2 separate regions of the Mus musculus genome follow, and region 2 is linked to region 1. The links are chromatin loops, found by intact Hi-C in ENCODE. Cell type or tissue: left cerebral cortex. All regions are shown on one strand. Links, peaks and the distances in the headings refer to the core of each region. The heading gives the core; the rest is flanking DNA.

Region 1 (10,876 bases), core at 1,967-9,966:
GCTCAGGCTACTGTACTCAGCAAAATGTTGAATCACCATAAATGGAGAAGCCAAGATAATCCATGAGAAAACCAAATTTAAACAATAATTTTTGACTAATCCAGCCCTACACAGGATGTTAGAAGCAAATCCCCAGCTGATCAGCATGTATGTAATAAAAGACTGACTTGTCTGGCCTCAGTGGGAGATTATGCCCTTAATCCTGTAGGAATGTGATACCCCAGGAAGGGGAGTGCAGAAGAAAAAGGGTGGGGTGGTGGGAGAGTGATCTGTGTGGGGGACCATCTCAGAGGCAAAAGGAAGGGTGGAGGGGGTGAAGAACTCTTAGAGAGGGGACCTGGAAGGGGGCAGTATTGGAAATATAAATAAAAAATTAGAAAGGAAAGAAATAAAAAAGAAAGAAGACAGTAATAAAAATCTTTAAACAAAAGATTTCATAGCTATATTGATAGAAGGGGACTTTAAGAGAGATCTTATCTAAGTGGACCTAAACTAATCACAGAATCCCTCAAAATCTAGTTCTAGACTCTAAGAAACTCAATAAGGCTCATGATATGAACATGACTTGATGTGAAGAACATTCTTCTATGATGGCTTTAGAGAAGAAGGAGGCCATACTTCAAACCATGCCAAACTTCTCTATTTAGTTATGGAAAGAACGTTAGCCAAAATCTCAGTCACGTGGTCATTAGACATGTGGCTTAAAAGTTTGACCACTAATGAGCTCCTTAACTAATGATCATTTGTTCCTCCGCCACAGAAATTTAATAGTGAAATCAAAGAACCACATGTCACTAGGAGATACAGATGTCTAAAGAAAATTCATCTTCACGTTAAGCTCTTAACCTGATAGGCTGCTGACATCTTTGATGTGAGAAACATCTTATAATTGTGTACTTTTTCTACCACTGTCGCCTGCCTAAACATATGCACAACCACATAATCAATGCTGAAGTTTGTTCTACAGAAACTCAAATAGCAGCAGATTAGTTTTGCAGGTCATCGATTGCCCTGTTTGTGTTCACAGCCATGATCAAAGATCACTGAAGAATTTCTGAGCAAGGTGTTGTACGTGGGACAAGTGAGAATTGAGGATGATCTGAACAGACTGGAAACCCACAGCTGTCTGCACAGTGGATGAGCTCCAGGTGTTTCAGGTGGCTAATACCTACTTTACTTTCATGCAGGGAATTATCAATTGTTATAATATTCTAAGAATATTGTATGGTTGTTTTGCACTTTTATCATTTTGTTAGATGTTCAGGTTGTTCAGTTCCACATGTATGCCAATTACATTCAGTTCTGGGTGTTATCTCAGAAAGCATTTACTTACACTTATAATTTGCTTTGGAATTGTCCAACTAAAGGTTCGTGTGTGAAGTTTTATACCAGCTGCTAGATCCAAACATTTCCATGTAAATGAATTGTGAAATCCTGACCTAATTGATTAATTTAATATTGTAAGTGGCAGATGACAGAAAGAAAAACAGAGTGCTAGTGTGAGGGAACAAGGGGCACGCCTTTGAAAAGTATAGCTTCCACAACTTCAGTGGAATCCTCCTATCCCAACAAAGGCCATATTGGTAAGACTTCCACAGACTGCCACACAACTTCATGGCTTTCCAAGCCCACCTCCAAATGTCCCTTTTATTCTTATTACCATGTTCTGCCCACAACTCTGGCAGAAGCCTCCTGATCAACCTGAGGCTACACAAGCTACAAAAACCCATTAAGTACCCCATTTTATCTTCAGACACTTTGTGCTCCCTTTGTCTTTTCCTATCCTATACCCAACCAGTACTCATCCCCTTCTCATCATATCCCAGATCCCAACTCTTGTGTAAGCCATCTACTCCACTAGAAGCGATGCTATCCACCAGAACCCCAGTCTGCAGCCAGACCAGAAGCTATGCTGGTCAGCAGAACTCCAGCCCATAACTCATGCAGAATCTTCCTGCTGCACCAGAGTCTACACTGGCCATCAGAAATCCAGCAAGGTGGAGACACTCTACTTAAACACAGATTACTCCAGAAGAACTGAGAGAAAACAGAAACCAAGAAACAAAACATAAATCCAAAAAAGACAAATTCAAAAATCAGCACCTAAGCCTATAATCTTCCCAAAATCAAATTACCAGATGCCATAATAAGAACACAATCGACACATTCCATCTGGACCTAGAGCTGACCCTGTGCCACAAGTCTCTATACCCAAATCCAACTGGAAGAGAGCTGGTCTCCTTGGAATGCTGACACACATGAGAGCACTACCTCTAAAAACAAAAATAAGACAAAGCACCAATCATGATTCTTTAATATCTCCTAATATCAATGGACTCAATTCCTCAATAAAATGATATAGATTAACAGACTGAATATGTAAACAAGACCCAGCATTTTGTTGCATGCAGGAAATACACCTCAGTGACAAAGACAGCACTATCTCAAGTAAAAGGGAAAACAATTTTCCAAGCAAATGGTCCCAATCAACAAACTAAAGTATCCATTCTAATATCAAATAAAATTGACTTTCAACTAAAAGTTATCAAAAAATAAAGACACCTCATACACATCAAAGGAAAAATAAGTTCCTTGTACCAAAATGAACTTCAATACTGAATATCTATACTACTTCATGAAATTCACATGCAAATGATTGGATCTAGAAATATTATACCAGTGAGTTGACTCAGTCACAAAAGAACACATACGATATGTACTCATTGATAAGTGAGATGAAAGAGTATGGAATACCCATGATATAACTCATGGATTACACGAAGCTTAAGAAGAAATAGACCAAACAGTTGATGCTTCAGTCCTACTTAGGGAGAACAATATAATCAAGGGAAGTGGAGGTAGGAGGGCCTTGGGAGGAACAGAGAATGTGGATAGAAAACAGAGGGGCAGAATCAGGTATGGGAGGAGATGGAGGAGATGGAGGAAATTGAACAGAAGTGTATAGCAGTAGTGGATGGGGAGCTGGGGGTAGGGAGCAACCAGATAGTCCCAGATGCCAGGAAAGCAAGAGCCTCCCAAGACCCCATAGGGATGACATTAGATGAAAGACCCCACAAAGGGGAGGGAGAACCTGTCAAGACTATACCCAGAGGTTAGGCACAGTCCCCTGGTTGAGAGATTGGGCCACCCATCCATCTCTAAAATTTTAACCCATAATTGCTCCTGTCTAAAGGAATTACAGAGACAAAGAGTGGAATAGAGAATGAAAGAAAGGCCACCCAGAGAATACTCCACCTAGGGATCTATCTCACTCACATGCAGACACCAAACCCAGACACTATTGCTGATGCCAAAAAGTGCTTGCTGACAGGAACCTAATACAGCTGTCTCTTGAGAGGCTATGCCAGATCCTGACCAATACAGATGCATATGCTCACAGCCAACCTTCAGACTGAGCACAGGGGCCCAAATCGAGGAGTTAGGGGAAGGACTGAAGGAGCTGAAGGGGCTTTTTCTGGCATCAGTGGGAGGGGAGGCCCTTGATCCTGTGAAGGCTTGATGACCCATTGTAGAAGAATGCTAAGGCAATGAGGCCACTGTGGGTGGGTGGGTAGGAGAGCACCATCCATGAAGCAGGGGGATGGGGAATGGGAGAGGGGGATTGCAGAAGGGAAACTGGGAAAGGGGATAGCATTTGAAATGTAAACAAATAAAATATCTAATTAAGAAAAAGAAGAGTATCAACAAGAGCTGAGGCAATATGTCAACACCAGAGCCCAGCCACTCTACTACAACAAGCCCTGAATACCCTACTATTTCAACCCAACTGAAGCACAGATAAATGACCTTAAAAGCAACTTTATGGAAATGATGGAGGTCCTTAAAGAATAAATAAATGAATCCCTTAAAAAAATCAAGGATTAGAAAATATAACATTAGAGGAAATTAATAAAACCCCTTAGAAAAAATAAAACAAAACAAACAAAATCAGAAAACAATAAAAAATAAAACAAAAAAGGAACCGCCAGGGATGAATGAAATGAATGGAACTGCCCAAGACCTGAAAATGTAAAATTAAAAGTAATAAAGAGAGTCGGGCAGTGGTGGTGCAGGCCTTTAATCCCAGCACTTGGGAGGCAGAGGCAGGTGAATGTCTGAGTTCGAGGCCAGCCTGGTCTACAGAGTGAGTTCCAGGGCAGCCAGAGCTACACAGAAAAACCCTGTCTCGAAAAACGAAAACAGAAACAAAAAAAGCAATAAAGATAAAATAGAAATAAAATAGAAAATCTGGGTAAGCAAACAGAAAATACACACACAAGTATAACCAACAAAATATAACAGTTGGAAGAGAAAATCTCTGGATTTAAACATACACTAGAATAAGTAGATACAGCAGGAAAAATATAAATAAATAATTGTTAAATATAAAAAAAAACTCAACAATACCACTACAACCTATAGGGGAAAAAATGAAGCACACTCACCCAAGAGGAGTACACAATAAGAATTAACAAACTTGGGGCTGAAATTAATGAAATGGATTCAAAAAGAAAAGAACAAAGTATCAAGGAAACAAAACTTTGTTCAATGAGAAAATTGATAAAATAGACAAACCCTTACCTAAACAAAGTAAAATACAGAAAAAGAATGTATATACTAATAAAAGCAGAAATGAAAAGGGGGCCATAACAATAGATACCAAGGAAATCCAGAGAATCATTATGTCATACATTAAAACCCTGTACTCCGACCTTCTGCCCGGTCCTTTTTGCTAGGGCAGAATCTTAGCTGGTCTACTTCAGTAAAGACACCATATCCTGACCAAACCTAGAAGACCCGCTGCACTCAGAGCAGTTGGTAAGACCCCCCCCTCCTCCACCAGAGTCCCAGAGCTGCTGCTCAGAGACCAGTGGTCAACTCTGAACCCATGACCCACCCAAACCTCTGCCCTCCCAAAAAGCACTCCCCTTCTGTCCCTTCTGCCCCTTGCCTGGTCCTTTCTGCTGGGGCAGACTCTTAGCTGGTCTGCTCCAATCAAGACACATATTGTGACCCATCCTAGAGGACCCGCTAAACTCAGAGCAGTTGAGGATCACCTGCTCCCAGAGCATTCAGAGATGATACACCTAACCCTCAATATACTGGAGGCTCCAGGGAGTTTAGAGGTCAGGTGGGTTGAGGGGTGGGGACATCCATGTGGAGGAAGAGGGGTAGCGAGTGGGTTTTGGGTGTGAAAACAGTCAGAGGGTGGACTCTGGGGGAGGGGGCGATAAAATATAACTCAAGAAATTAGACATTAACAAGCCAAATAATTCAATTTAAAAATTGAGTACAGATATAAGCAGAGGAATCTTGAATAGATGAGAAAGACTTAAAGCAATGTTAAAAAAAATCCTTATCCATAAGGGAAAGGCAAATCAAAGATACTTTAAGATTACATCTTACTCCTGTCAGAATGTCTAAGATCAAAAACCCAAGTGACAGCTCATGCTGGCAAGAATGTGGAGCAAGGGGAATGTTCTTCCATTGCAAGTGTGAGTGCAAACTTCTAGGAGCCACTATGGAAATTAGTATAACAGTTCCTATGAAAATTGAAAATCAACATACCTTAAGAACCATCTATACCACTCATGGAAAAATAACCAAAGGACATTCCAGCCTAACACAATGACAAGTGTTCAATTATGTTTACAGTAGCTTTATTCATAAGAACAAGCAACTGGAAATAGCCTAGATGTCCTTCAACCAAAGAATGAGTGAAACAAGTTATTTAATTTTAATTTTAAAAATCTGGTAGATTTACACAATGGACTATTACTCAGCAGGCAAAAAAAAAATAACTTCATGGGACCCAGGCATGCTGGAACTCCTCAAGACCAGTGGCATGGGTTCCTTCTGGTCTGGGCCAGTGCCATGAGCAAACTCCACAGCTAGTCCCACAACACCCAAAGGAAGCTCCACTCCCAAGTGCTTTAACACACCCAGGACACAGGATCGCAGGATCACAGGAGCTTGGTCACACCAAGATCTCAATGTCCCAGAAACAGCTTGACTCTGAGAAGTTCTGACACAACTAGGATCACAGAAAGGACAAGCTCCAGTCAGATATAGCCAGGGCAGGTAGCACAATAGATAACCAGATGGTGGGAGGCAAGGACAAGTGTAGCCACAACTGGCCACAGGTTACTGGGTTCCTGAAAGGAAAGATGATGTTTTGGATTAAGGCTGGGAGAGAAATAACAAGTCATGACAAAGTTCTGATCAAGGCCAATATTTACTTATGAGTCCGAGATTATAAAGGGGGGGAACCCATGCCCCACCACACCAGGATCTGGTTGCTTTGTCAGGATCCCTGCTTTGACAGGATAGTGTCAGGAAAACAGTTTCAGCCTCTCAGAAGGTAGTGGTGTCTTGGAGGAAAGCTGCAGATGTGGCAGGACAATAGACTTTACCTAGGTCGTAAGACTCCACCCTAGGTGGGCTAGCAACTGTGGCAAGCCAGGTCTGAGCAACCTGCTCAAGGCTGGAAGGAGGGCACAAACAAGAACATAAGCAACAGAAATCAAGATTACCCGGCATCATCAGAACCCAATTCTCCCAATATAGCAAGTCCTGGATAAACCATCATACTGAAAAAGCAAGATTCAGACCTAAAATCACTTTTCATGATGATGATAAAGGACTTTAAGAAGGACATAAATAACTCCCTTAAAGAAATACAGGAGGGCTTACACAGTATGGCCAGCGACATTAGCTAGCGATCGCTCAACTCTCTCTAACAGGAAAACAGTGGACTACAAGAGACTGAACTGTATCTGCCTCTATTTCCAACAGACTCACGTTCAACTTTCGCTCACAAAAATAGCCAGGAAATTTTTATTAGTCCTTTAAAAAAAAAGTTAACATAAAATTATAGGAAAAAAAAAGGAACCAGGCGTGGTGGCGCAAGCCTTTAATCCTAACACTAAGGAGGCAGAGGCAGGCAGATTTCTCAGTTCGAGGCAAGCCTGGTCTACAAAGTGAGTTCCAGGACAGCTAGGGCTATACAGAGAAACCCTGTCTCAAAAAGCCAAAAATAACAAATAAAAAAATTAAAAAATTTAAAAAAAAAAAAAGGAACCTGAACTTTAGTAACACAGATGGAACAATCCGCAGTGGCGGCAGGATCGGCGTGAGAAGAGATTTAATTTAGTTGATTTTCTGTGGTTGTTGGCTGTTTGTTACTCTCACGGTGATGAAAGCTGCACATATTTTTCGAAGGGACCGAGAAACTGCTGGAGGTCTTGTTTTCTAGACAGCAGTCCGACGCAAGACAGGGATCTGGGATCTTCGTACCATCCCAAGATCTGAGTGGGATGTCCTTTTGAAGGATGTGCAGTGCTCAATCATAAGTGTGACAAAGACTGACAAGCAGGAAGTTTATGTACTCAGTGAGAGTAGCATGTTTTTCTCCAAGGAACGTTTCATTTTGAAGACATCTGGTACTGATCTGGTACATCTCTTACTGAAAGCACTGGTTCCCCTGTTGAAGCTTGCTAGGGATTGACCCAATTCAAAGTTTCTTTTATTCTCATAAGAATTTCATGAAGCCCTTCCACACGAGAATTTCGAGAAAGAAATCGAGTTTCTTAATACAATTTTCCAAAATAAAGCAGCATATTGTATGGGATGCATGAATTCTGACTGCTGGCACTTGTATGCTTTGGATTTCCCAGAGAGCCGAGTAATCATTCAGCCAGATCAAACCCTGGAAATTCTGATGAATGAGCTTGACCCAGCAGTTATGGACCAGTTCTACATGAAAGATGGTGTTACTGCAAAGGATGTCACTCGTGAGAGTGGAATTCATGACCTGATACCAGGTTCTGTCATTGATGCCACACTGTTTAATTCTTGTGGCTACTCGATATATGGAATGAAATCGGATGGAACATATTGGACTATTCATATCACTCCAGAACCAGAATTTTCTTATGTTAGCTTTGAAACAAACCTAAGTCAGACCTGCTATGACGACCTGATCAGGAAAGTTGTGGAAGTCTTCAAGCCAGGAAAATTTGTGACCACCTTGTTTGTTAATCAGAGTTCTAAATGTCACAAGTGCTTTCTTCGCCCCAGAAGATTGACAACTTTAAAGGTTTTGATTGCCAGAGTGCTATGTTCAATGATTACAATTTTGTTTTTACCAGTTTTTCTAAGAAACAGCAACAACAGCAGAGTTGACTAGGAAAAATGAAGAAGAAAAAATGCAAAAAAAGAAGACACACAGGAGGTGGTGGCTGCTTTCTAGATGCTGATCCTGGGGGCCATGCTGACCATGACCACCACCTCGTAGTTGCAGAAAGGCCTAGGTGTAATGATAGTGTAATCATTTTGAAGTGTATGCATTATTATATCAAGGAGTTAGTTATCTTGCTTGAATGCTCTCTTCTGTGTTTAGGTGTTCTATGTCACTCTTGCTGTGGAACTGATGTGCATGTAGAAAAGAACTTTAACTGTATGAATCTTTACGACACTTGTGAAAATGATACAATTTGGTTTATGCACAGTGTAATATTTCTGCAGGCATCATCCAAAATTCACCACAAACAAGGCTTTCGTCCCCATTAGATGCGGCCTCAGCTGATATCTGCAACTGTTCTATTAAATTGATGCCAGAGTTTTTACATCCAGTTACCTCTACTTTCTAGGGCATATTCTCTACTAATGTTACTCAAAACCATTTTTTACTACATACAGGTGTTTTATGATGGCAATTAAAGATTTTCTTCCACAAGTTGAGTCTTTGTAAGAAAATGACTCCAGTTGCTTGTTTCATATTCTGCTGTTTTAATAGTTGCTCCTGTATGTAGAGTCCTATGGTTTTTCCACCACCTTTGATGAAGCAATACACTGCTACACTGTGGGCTTATATTATAATCTTACAATCCCAGATGAGAGTTTGGAGATGGTCCCTTGATTAATTTTTTTTCCTAAGACATAAGAATGTGGTCTCTTTATTGGCATGAATTTCTGTGGAAGATAAATGACAAAACTGAATGTATCAAATGAAAAGAACTCAGTCTCCAGGGAGATGAGCAAGGAGAACCCATTAAAGAAAACTCCATGGAAATGATAGGCTGTGCAGCACACCTTAATTAGCATTAATGGAGTGCCTACCATGCCTTCACTAACTTATTAATTGATAGCAATGTCCACTATGTCAAAGCAGATACGTAGTCCTAAGCCTGACCTCAGTAAAGGCTGCCGTTGCCATGAGGTTTTACTAAAGGAGATTTTGATTCGAAAGAGAATCTGTGGTTTCCACCTGTCCTGCTGTCGGCTGGTCTCTGGTCTTCCTTTCACCATGGCCTTCAGATTATCAGATGAATGACTGAGCAGAGGAAGGAAACTTCTCCAGGTTACTCAGCCAGATAGTGAATGGATGAATGGATGGAACGGCACACTATTCTGAACCTATTTAATGGCACTAGAAATAATGGGCATTGAAGAGTCGGAATGTTGGTGGGACTTAAACAGAAAAGACTGGACTGAACTCCCTATTTATTGCCCTCCTGTTTTCTGGACTGACTGTTTTCTGTTTTCTGGACTGATGCAGTGATGTTTTGTTCCTTCAGTATTTATAACAAAGCACTTTTTTAGCGTTTCTAAACAGAATCTACTTGGTTTGAGATCAATTGGTTGGAACACTGTATGGACTCTTTCTACACAGTGTTGATTGAAGGCTTCTTTGGGGAAGCTTTCGATCAGCTTTATCTGTCTGATTCTGTAATGAGCACAGCACCTATTTTAAATTGCTGTTTGGAGGGCCAGTGCTTATTTAAGCTGGATTTTGTAACCCAGTAGATTTTGGCTTGAGGTCTGATTTTGCCATCTTAATTAAGAATTCTAATGTTGATAATTGCATAGGTTTGTGTGGAACAAAGCTTAGAACAACTGTAGGTAAACTAGTGATCTAGTCTAATTACAGGTGGGGAAGTTTTGATGCCATAATTTCTCTTTGTTGGTGTTAGACTTTTAATCAGCTGAAATGTATTTCTGTACCACAATGTAAGCCTCAATAAAAGTTTGTTTAATTGTCTAGTAAGAAAAAAAGAAAGAAAGAAATATAGAAGAACAGAGGCAAAGAGATAGAAACTAGAAAGCCTTAAAGAGAAAACACAAAAATCCCTTAAAGGATTACAAGAAAACTCAAACAGGTGAAGGAAATGAACAAAATCATTTAGGATCTAAAAATGGAAACAGAAACAATAAAGAAATAGTAAAGAGAGATGACCCTGGAGATAGAAAACTTAGGACAGAGATCAGGAGTCATAGATGCAAGCATCACCAAAACAATACAAGAGATAGAACAGAGAATCTCAGGTGAAGAAGATATCATAGAAAACATTGACACAACAGTCAAAGAAAACTCAAAAAGCAAAAAGGTTCTAACCCAAAACATCCAGGAAACCCAGGACACGTTGAGAAGACCAAACCTAAGGATAATAGGTAAAGAAGAGAGTAAAGATTCCCAATTTAAGGGCCAGTAAATATCTTCAACAAAATTATAGAAGAAAACTTCCCTAACCTAAAAAAAGAGATTCCCATGAACATACAAGAAGCCTACAGAACTCCATATAGTTTGGACCTGGAAAGATATTCCTCCTGTCGCATAATAATCAAAACACCAAGTGCAGTAAACAAAGAAATATTAAAAGCAGTAAGGGAAAAAGGTCAAGTAACATATAAAGACCTATCAGAATTACACCAGACTTATCAGCAAGACTATCAAAGCTAGAAGGTCCCGGGCAGATGTCATGCAGACCTTAAGAGAACAGAAATGCCACCCCAGGCTACTTATACCCAACAAAACTTACAATTACCTTAGGCAGAGAAAACAAGTTATTCCATGGCAAAACCAAATTTACACAAT
Region 2 (10,876 bases), core at 1,678-9,677, 200 kb before region 1:
CCTGTTGTGTCTAGAGGACAGTGTTTTCTTTATGTCATCCATCATCTCAAAATTTTTTTGCTTCCTCATCTACAGAGATCTCTGAGCTCTCAGGGGAGGAGTTTGATGAAAACAATCCATGTAGGACTGAACTCCAAGATCTCACTCTTTCTACTTTGTCTGTCTGTTAGTCTCTATATTACTTTCCATCCACTGCAGGAAGAAGCTTCTCTAATGATGAAGCAATGCTTTGATCTATGGGTATAACAAAATGTCAACCTAATGATTTCATTTCATTGCTGTATCCCTTCTCAGAACTATAGCATCTGGGTTTCACTTAGACCCATGGCCTATCTAGTTGCATTTTCTTGACCACCTGGCTTGGGTTGCATCTCTTGGAGAGAGCATTAAATTCAATTGAACAGAAGATCACAGGGTTTCTAATTAGGTTACCTTTCTCCTCTGGTAAAATGAGGAATATCTTTCAGTAACATGAACACTAGTCAGTAGGCATGAAGACACTAGTACTGTGTTCAAAGAGGAAGGTAAGAGAGAGAATACAGGAAGATAGGTAGCACTAAGGGCCATTTGAGAGATCATATAGAAACCCATTTCAGTAGATGCTTATATGTATATATGTATATGGGACCCATAAAACTTTGCTGAGATTCAGTTTCTTAGCTATGGTGGTCCTGCACAAGTCAGCATTCAGCAGCACAGTTGCCCAGCAGCCCTGGAACATCTCAGTTTTTCTATTGCTCAGGCAGATCTGCTTACATGTGAATTAGAACTAAGAGCCCTGGATGGTGAAGACACAGAAGACTGTAGCAAAGGATTCAGAAATTTGGAGATATAACTGAGCCTGCCCCTCACAGGATCTCACAGCCTATCTGTCTCCCAGGAGATCTGCCATAAGTAGGAACATGGGTGAGACCCTCACCCCAATACCCATAACATCTAGGACTCCTCAGAGCATAGCATACATGAGATTTATCCCACACTACATGTGCCCCATCATCCTTCCATTCTGCACCTCTACCTGAACCTGTAGCAGATCAGCATGTTGTCCCCCTCCCTCCAGCCTACTTAACTTTAAGGACTTCTACCATGACCAGGAACACAGATCAAAGTGCCTTCTGCTTCTAGACTCCAAAGCCAGCTTGTCTCCCAGGAAATTTACCCTAACCAGGGAAATAGGAGACCCTCTCTCACCAGGGACAGAAGAGGCCTTCCCTAACAAAAGATAGCATTGCCTGCCTCCCAAAAGGCCTTCTCTCACCCAGGTCACACAGCTCTACTTGCATCCAAGGAGGTCTGTTCCAGTCTGAGACACCCAGACCAGTTAACACCAGAGATAACCAGATATTGAAAGGCAAGCACAAGAACATATTCAACAGAAGCTAATATAATTTGACAGCATCAGAACCCAGTTTTCCTACCACAGCAAGCCCTGAATACACTTACAAACCCAAAGAACAAGATTCTGACCTAAAATCCCATATCATGAAGATGAAAGAGGCCTTTAAGGAGGATATAAACAAGTTCCTTAAAGAAATACAGGAAAACTCAGGCAAACAAATAGAAACCCTTAAATTGGAAACACATAAATCCCTTCAAGAAATACAGGAATATACAACCAAATAGGTGCAGGAGTTGAAAAAAAGCAGTCCAAGACCTAAAAATGGAAATAGAAAAAATATAGAAATCACAAATGGAGGAAACCCTGAAGATGGAAAAACCTAAGAAAGAGATCAGGAACTACAGATGCAAATATCACCAACAGGATTCAAGAGATGAAAAAGAAAATCTCAGGCATGAAAGATATCATAGAATATATCAACACAACAGTACAAGAAAATACAAAGGGTAAAAAGTTCCTGACCTAAAAAATTCAGGAAACTTGGGACACAATGAAAAGAATAAACCTAAGAATAATAGGAATAGAAGAAGAAGATGCTCAGTTCAAAGGGCCAGCAAACATCTTCAACAGAATCATGAAAGAAAACGTCCATGTTTTAAAGAAAGAGATGGCCATAAATGTACAAGAAGTCTACAGAACACCAAATAGATTGGACCAGAAAAGAAAATGTCCCACCCTTATAATAACCAAAACACCAAATGTACAGAACAAAGGAAGAATATTGAAAGCTGTAAGGAAAAAAGGCCAAGTAACATATAGAGACACACCTATCAGAATTACACCTGACTTCTCAACAAGACTCTAAAAGCCAGAAGATCCTAGACAGATGTCATGTAGACCCTAAGAGAACACAAATACCAGCTCATGCTACTGTACTCAGCAAAATGTTGAATCACCGTAAATGGAGAAGCCAAGATAATCCATGAGAAAACCAAATTTAAACAATAATTTTTGACTAATCCAGCCCTACACAGGATGCTAGAAGCAAATCCCCAGCTGATCAGCATGTATGTAATAAAAGACTGACTTGTATGGCCTCAGTGGGAGATTATGCCCTTAATCCTGTAGGAACTTGATACCCCAGGAAGGGGAGTGCAGAAGAAAAAGGGTGGGGTGGTGGGAGAGTGGTGGGTTTGGGGGACCATCTCAGAGGCAAAAGGAAGGGTGGAGGGGGTGAAGAACTCTTAGAGAGGGGACCTGGAAGGGGGCAGTATTGGAAATATAAATAAAAAATTAGAAAGGAAAGAAATAAAAAAGAAAGAAGACAGTAATAAAAATCTTTAAACAAAAGATTTCATAGCTATATTGATAGAAGGGGACTTTAAGAGAGATCTTATCTAAGTGGACCTAAACTAATCACAGAATCCCTCAAACTCTAGTTCTAGACTCAAAGAAACTCAATAAGGCTCATGATATGAACATGACTTGATGTGAAGAACAGTCTTCTGTGATGGCTTTGGAGAAGAAGGAGGCCATATTTCAAACCATGGCCAACTTCTCTATTTAGATATGGAAAGACCGTTAGCCAAAATCTCAGTCACGTGGTCATTAGACTTGTGACTTAAAAGTATGACTACTAATGAGCTCCTTAACTAATGATCATTTGTTCCTCCGCCACAGAAATTTAATAGTGAAATCAAAGAACCACGTGTCACTAGGAGATACAGATGTCTAAAGAAAATTCATCTTCACGTTAAGCTCCTAACCTGATAGGCTGCTGACATCTTTGATGTGAGAAACATCTTATAATTGTGTACTTTTTCTACCACTGTCGCCTGCCTAAACATATGCACAACCACATAATCAATGCTGAAGTCTGTTCTACAGAAACTCAAATAGCAGCAGATTAGTTTTGCAGGTCATCGATTGCCCTGTTTGTGTTCACAACCATGATCAAAGATCACTGAAGAATTTCTGAGCAAGGTGTTGTACATGGGACAAGTGAGAATTGAGGATGATCTGAACAGACCGGAAACCCACAGCTGTCTGCACAGTGGATGAGCTCCAGGTGTTTCAGGTGGCTAATACCTACTTTACTTTCATGCAGGGAATTATCAATTGTTATAATATTCTAAGAATATTGTATGGTTGTTTTGCACTTTTATCATTTTGTTAGATGTTCAGGTTGTTCAGTTCCACATGTATGCCAATTAGATTCAGTTCTGGGTGTTATCTCAGAAAGCATTTACTTACACTTATAATTTGCTTTGGAATTGTCCAACTAACGGTGCATGTGTGAAGTTTTATACCAGCTGCTAGATCCAAACATTTCCATGTAAATGAATTGTGAAATCCTGACCTAATTGATTAATTTAATATTGTAAGTGGCAGATGACAGAAAGAAAAAGAGAGGGCTAGTGTGAGGGCACGAGGGGCTTGCCTTTGAAAAGTATAGCTTCCACAACTTCAGTGGAATCCTCCTATCCCAACAAAGGCCATATTGGTAAGACTTCCACAGACTGCCACACAACTTCATGGCTTTCCTAGCCCACCTCCAAATGTCCCTTTTATTCTTATTACCATATTCTGCCCACAACTCTGGCAGAAGCCTCCTGATCAACCTGAGGCTACAGAAGCTACCAAAACCCATTAAGTACCCCATTTTATCTTCAGACACTTTGTGCTCCCTTTGTCTTTTCCTATCCTATACCCAACCAGTACTCATCCCCTTCTCATTATATCCCAGACCCCAACTCTTGTGTAGGCCATCTACTCCACCAGAAGCCATACTATCCACCAGAACCCCAGTCTGCAGCCAGACCAGAAGCTATGCTGGTCAGCAGAACTCCAGCCCATAACTCATGCAGAATCTTCCTGCTGCACCAGAGTCTACACTGGCCATCAGAAATCCAGCAAGGTGGAGACACTCTACTTAAACACAGATTACTCCAGAAGAACTGAGAGAAAACAGAAACCAAGAAACAAAACATAAATCCAAAAAAGACAAATTCAAAAATCAGCACCTAAGCCTATAATCTTCCCAAAATCAAATTACCAGATGCCATAATAAGAACACAATCGACACATTCCATCTGGACCTAGAGCTGACCCTGTGCCACAAGTCTCTATACCCAAATCCAACTGGAAGAGAGCTGGTCTCCTTGGAATGCTGACACACATGAGAGCACTACCTCTAACAACAAAAATAAGACAAAGCACCAATCATGATTCTTTAATATCTCCTAATATCAATGGACTCAATTCCTCAATAAAATGATATAGATTAACAGACTGAATATGTAAACAGGACCCAGCATTTTGTTGCATACAGGAAATACACCTCAGTGACAAAGACAGCACTATCTCAAGTAAAAGGGAAAACAATTTTCCAAGCAAATGGTCACAATCAACAAGCTAAAGTATCCATTCTAATATCAAATAAAATTGACTTTCAACTAAAAGTTATCAAAAAATAAAGACACCTCATACACATCAAAGGAAAAATAAGTTCCTTGTACCAAAATGAACTTCAATTCTGAATATATATACTACTTCATGAAATTCACATGCAAATGATTGGATCTAGAAATATTATACCAGTGAGTTAACTCAGTCACAAAAGAACACATACGATATGTACTCATTGATAAGTGAGACGAAAGAGTATGGAATACCCATGATATAACTCATGGATTACACGAAGCTTAAGAAGAAATAGACCAAACAGTTGATGCTTCAGTTCTACTTAGGGAGAACAATATAATCAAGGGAAGTGGAGATGGGAGGGCCTTGGGAGGAACAGAGAATGTGGAGAGAAAACAGAGGGGCAGAATCAGGTATGAGAGGAGATGGAGGAGATGGAGGAGATGGAGGAAATTGAACAGAAGTGTATAGCAGTAGTGGATGGGGAGCTGGGGGTAGGGAGCAACCAGATAGTCCCAGATGCCAGGAAAGCAAGAGCCTCCCAAGACCCCATAGGGATGACATTAGATGAAATACCCCACAAAGGAGAGGGAGAACCTGTCAAGACTATATCCAGAGTTTAGGCACAGTCCCCTGGTTGAGAGATGGGGCCACCCATCCATCTCCAAAATTTTAACCCATAATTGCTCCTGTCTAAAGGAATTACAGGGACAAAGAGTGGAATAGAGAATGAAAGAAAGGCCACCCAGAGAATACTCCACCTAGGGATCTATCTCACTCACATGCAGACACCAAACCCAGACACTATTGCTGATGCCAAAAAGTGCTTGCTGACAGGAACCTAATACAGCTGTCTCTTGAGAGGCTATGCCAGATCCTGACCAATACAGATGCATATGCTCACAGCCAACCTTCAGACTGAGCACAGGGGCCCAAATGGAGGAGTTAGAGGAAGGACTGAAGGAGCTGAAGGGGCTTTTTCTGGCATCAGTGGGAGGGGAGGCCCTTGATCCTGTGAAGGCTTGATGACCCATTGTAGAAGAAGGCTAGGGCTATGAGACCAGTGTGGGTGGGTGGGTAGGAGAGCACCATCCATGAGGCAGGGTAATGGGGAATGGGAGAGCGGGATTGCAGAAGGGAAACTGGGAAAGGGGATAGCATTTGAAATGTAAACAAATAAAATATCTAATTAAGAAAAAGAAGAGTATCAACAAGAGCTGAGGCAATATGTCAACACCAGAGCCCAGCCACTCTACTACAACAAGCCCTGAATACCCTACTATTTCAACCCAACTGAAGCACAGATAAATGACCTTAAAAGCAACTTTATGGAAATGATGGAGGTCCTTAAAGAATAAATAAATGAATCCCTTTAAAAAAATCAAGGATTAGAAAATATAACATTAGAGGAAATTAATAAAACCCCTTAGAAAAAATAAAACAAAACAAACAAAATCAGAAAACAATAAAAAATAAAACAAAAAAGGAACCGCCAGGGATAAATGAAATGAATGGAACTGCCCAAGACCTGAAAATGTAAAATTAAAAGCAATAAAGAGAGTCGGGCAGTGGTGGTGCAGGCCTTTAATCCCAGCACTTGGGAGGCAGAGGCAGGTGAATGTCTGAGTTCGAGGCCAGCCTGGTCTACAGAGTGAGTTCCAGGGCAGCCAGAGCTACACAGAAAAACCCTGTCTCGAAAAACGAAAACAGAAACAAAAAAAGCAATAAAGATAAAATAGAAATAGAAAAATAGAAATAAAATAGAAAATCTGGGTAAGCAAACAGAAAATACACAAACAAGTATAACCAAAAAAATATAACAGTTGGAAGAGAAAATCTCTGGATTTAAACATACACTAGAAGAAGTAGATACAGCAGGAAAAATAGAAATAAATAATTGTTAAATATAAAAAAACTCAACAATACCACTACAACCTATAGGGGAAAAATGAAGCACACTCACCCAAGAGGAGTACACAATAAGAATTAACAAACTTGGGGCTGAAATTAATGAAATGGATTCAAAAAGAAAAGAACAAAGTATCAAGGAAACAAAACTTTGTTCAATGAGAAAATTGACAAAATAGACAAACCCTTACCTAAACAAAGTAAAATACAGAAAAAGAATGTATATACTAATAAAAGCAGAAATGAAAAGGGGGCCATAACAATAGATACCAAGGAAATCCAGAGAATCATTATGTCATACATTAAAACCCTGTACTCCGACCTTCTGCCCGGTCCTTTTTGCTAGGGCAGAATCTTAGCTGGTCTACTTCAGTAAAGACACCATATCCTGACCAATCCTAGAAGACCCGCTGCACTCAGAGCAGTTGGTAAGACCCCCCCCCCTCCTCCACCAGAGTCCCAGAGCTGCTGCTCAGAGACCAGTGGTCAACTCTGAACCCATGACCCACCCAAACCTCTGCCCTCCCAAAAAGCACTCCCCTTCTGTCCCTTCTGCCCCTTGCCTGGTCCTTTCTGCTGGGGCAGACTCTTAGCTGGTCTGCTCCAATCAAGACACATATTGTGACCCATCCTAGAGGACCCGCTAAACTCAGAGCAGTTGAGGATCACCTGCTCCCAGAGCATTCAGAGATGATACACCTAACCCTCAATATACTGGAGGCTCCAGGGAGTTTAGAGGTCAGGTGGGGTGAGGGGTGGGGACATCCATGTGGAGGAAGAGGGGTAGCAAGTGGGTTTTGGGTGTGAAAACAGTCAGAGGGTGGACTCTGGGGGAGGGGGCAATAAAATATAACTCAAGAAATTAGACATTAACAAGCCAAATAATTCAATTTAAAAATTGAGTACAGATATAAGCAGAGGAATCTTGAATAGATGAGAAACACTTAAAGCAATATTAAAAAAAAATCCTTATCCATAAGGGAAAGGCAAATCAAAGATACTTTAAGATTACATCTTACTCCTGTCAGAATGTCTAAGATCAAAAACACAAGTGACAGCTCATGCTGGCAAGAATGTGGAGCAAGGGGAATGTTCTTCCATTGCAAGTGTGAGTGCAAACTTCTAGGAGCCACTATGGAAATTAGTATAACAGTTCCTATGAAAATTGAAAATCAACATACCTTAAGAACCATCTATACCACTCATGGAAAAATAACCAAAGGACATTCCAGCCTAACACAATGACAAGTGTTCAATTATGTTTATAGTAGCTTTATTCATAAGAACCAGTAACTGGAAATAACCTAGATGTCCTTCAACCAAAGAATGAGTGAAACAAGTTATTTAATTTTAATTTTAAAAATCTGGTACATTTACACAATGGACTATTACTCAGCAGGCAAAAAAATAACTTCATGGGACCCAGGCATGCTGGAACTCCTCAAGACCAGTGGCATGGGTTCCTTCTGGTCTGGGCCAGTGCCATGAGCAAACTCCACAGCTAGTCCCACAACACCCAAAGGAAGGTCCACTCCCAAGTGCTTTAACACACCCAAGGTCACAGGATCGCAGGATCACAGGAGCTTGGTCACACCAAGATCTCAATGTCCCAGAAACAGCTTGACTCTGAGAAGTTCTGACACAACTAGTATCACAGAAAGGACAAGCTCCAGTCAGATATAGCCAGGGCAGGTAGCACAATAGATAACCAGATGGTGGGATGTAAGGACAAGTGTAGCCACAACTGGCCACAGGTTACTGGGTTCCTGAAAGGAAAGATGATGTTTTGGATTAAGGCTGGGAGAGAAATTACAAGTCATGACAAAGTTCTGATCAAGGCCAATATTTACTTATGAGTCTGAGATTATAAAGGGGGGGAACCCATGCCCCACCACACCAGGATCTTGTTGCTTTGTCAGGATCCCTGCTTTGACAGGATAGTGTCAGGAAAACAGTTTCAGCCTCTCAGAAGGTAGTGGTGTCTTGGAGGAAAGCTGCAGATGTGGCAGGACAATAGACTTTACCTAGGTCGTAAGACTCCACCCTAGGTGGGCTAGCAACTGTGGCAAGCCAGGTCTGAGCAACCTGCTCAAGGCTGGAAGGAGGGCACAAACAAGAACATAAGCAACAGAAATCAAAGTTACCGGGCATCATCAGAACGCAATTCTCCCAATATAGCAAGTCCTGGATAAACCATCATACTGAAAAAGCAAGATTCAGACCTAAAATCACTTTTCATGATGATGATAAAGGACTTTAAGAAGGACATAAATAACTCCCTTAAAGAAATACAGGAGGGCTTACACAGTATGGCCAGCGACATTAGCTAGCGCTCGCTCAACTCTCTCTAACAGGAAAACAGTGGACTACAAGAGACTGAACTGTATCTGCCTCTATTTCCAACAGACTCACGTTCAACTTTCGCTCACAAAAATAGCCAGGAAATTTTTATTAGTCCTTTAAAAAAAAAAAAAAGTTAACATAAAATTATAGGGAAAAAAAAGGAACCAGGCGTGGTGGCGCAAGCCTTTAATCCTAACACTAAGGAGGCAGAGACAGGCAGATTTCTCAGTTCGAGGCAAGCCTGGTCTACAAAGTGAGTTCCAGGACAGCTAGGGCTATACAGAGAAACCCTGTCTCAAAAAGCCAAAAATAACAAATAAAAAAATTAAAAAAAAAAAAAAAAAAAAAGGAACCTGAACTTTAGTAACACAGATGGAACAATCCGCAGTGGCGGCAGGAGCGGCGTGAGAAGAGATTTAATTTAGTTGATTTTCTGTGGTTGTTGGCTGTTCGTTACTCTCACGGTGATGAAAGCTGCACATTTTTTTCGAAGGGATCGAGAAAGTGCTGGAGGTCTTGTTTTCCAGACAGCAGTCCGACGCAAGACAGGGATCTGGGGATCTTCGTACCATCCCAAGATCTGAGTGGGATGTCCTTTTGAAGGATGTGCAGTGCTCAATCATAAGTGTGACAAAGACTGACAAGCAGGAAGTTTATGTACTCAGTGAGAGTGGCATGTTTTTCTCCAAGGAACGTTTCATTTTGAAGACATCTGGTACTGATCTGGTACATCTCTTACTGAAAGCACTGGTTCCCCTGTTGAAGCTTGCTAGGGATTGACCCAATTCAAAGTTTCTTTTATTCTCATAAGAATTTCATGAAGCCCTTCCACACGAGAATTTCGAGAAAGAAATCGAGTTTCTTAATACAATTTTCCAAAATAAAGCAGCATATTGTATGGGATGCATGAATTCTGACTGCTGGCGCTTGTATGCTTTGGATTTCCCAGAGAGCCGAGTAATCAATCAGCCAGATCAAACCCTGGAAATTCTGATGAATGAGCTTGACCCAGCAGTTATGGACCAGTTCTACATGAAAGATGGTGTTACTGCAAAGGATGTCACTCGTGAGAGTGGAATTCATGACCTGATACCAGGTTCTGTCATTGATGCCACACTGTTTAATTCTTGTGGCTACTCGATATATGGAATGAAATCGGATGGAACATATTGGACTATTCATATCACTCCAGAACCAGAATTTTCTTATGTTAGCTTTGAAACAAACCTAAGTCAGACCTGCTATGACGACCTGATCAGGAAAGTTGTGGAAGTCTTCAAGCCAGGAAAATTTGTGACCACCTTGTTTGTTAATCAGAGTTCTAAATGTCACAAGTGCTTTCTTCGCCCCAGAAGATTGACGACTTTAAAGGTCTTGATTGCCAGAGTGCTATGTTCAATGATTACAATTTTGTTTTTACCAGTTTTTCTAAGAAACAGCAACAACAGCAGAGTTGACTAGGAAAAATGAAGAAGAAAAAATGCAAAAAAAGAAGACACACAGGAGATGGTGGCTGCTTTCTAGATACTGATCCTGGGGGCCATGCTAACCATGACCACCACCTCGTAGTTGCAGAAAGGCCTAGGTGTAATGATAGTGTAATCATTTTGAAGTGTATGCATTATTATATCAAGGAGTTAGTTATCTTGCTTGAATGCTCTCTTCTGTGTTTAGGTGTTCTATGTCACTCTTGCTGTGGAACTGATGTGCATGTAGAAAAGAACTTTAACTGTATGAATCTTTACGACACTTGTGAAAATGATACAATTTGGTTTATGCACAGTGTAATATTTCTGCAGGCATCATCCAAAATTCCCCACAAACAAGGCTTTCGTCCCCATTAGATGCGGCCTCAGCTGACAT

What was found. Peaks named below come from ENCODE experiments on the same cell type or tissue, not always from the same donor. Only the 100,000 strongest peaks of a DNase experiment are listed, where the experiment ranks them.
Region 2: it touches region 1 in a loop (9-fold over the local background); 18 of 42 quality-filtered maps call a loop at or near these places.

Annotation. Positions count from the first base shown.
Region 1 is chr6:70,319,841-70,330,716 of GRCm38, forward strand. It overlaps Igk and the pseudogene Amd-ps5. Among named protein-coding and RNA genes, the nearest start is that of Gm46962, 100 kb to the left of the region's middle. In left cerebral cortex, for the core only: no CTCF peak of the experiment used is centred there; no DNase peak of the experiment used is centred there.
Region 2 is chr6:70,120,172-70,131,047 of GRCm38, forward strand. It overlaps Igk and the pseudogene Amd-ps2. Among named protein-coding and RNA genes, the nearest start is that of Gm46962, 95 kb to the right of the region's middle. In left cerebral cortex, for the core only: no CTCF peak of the experiment used is centred there; no DNase peak of the experiment used is centred there.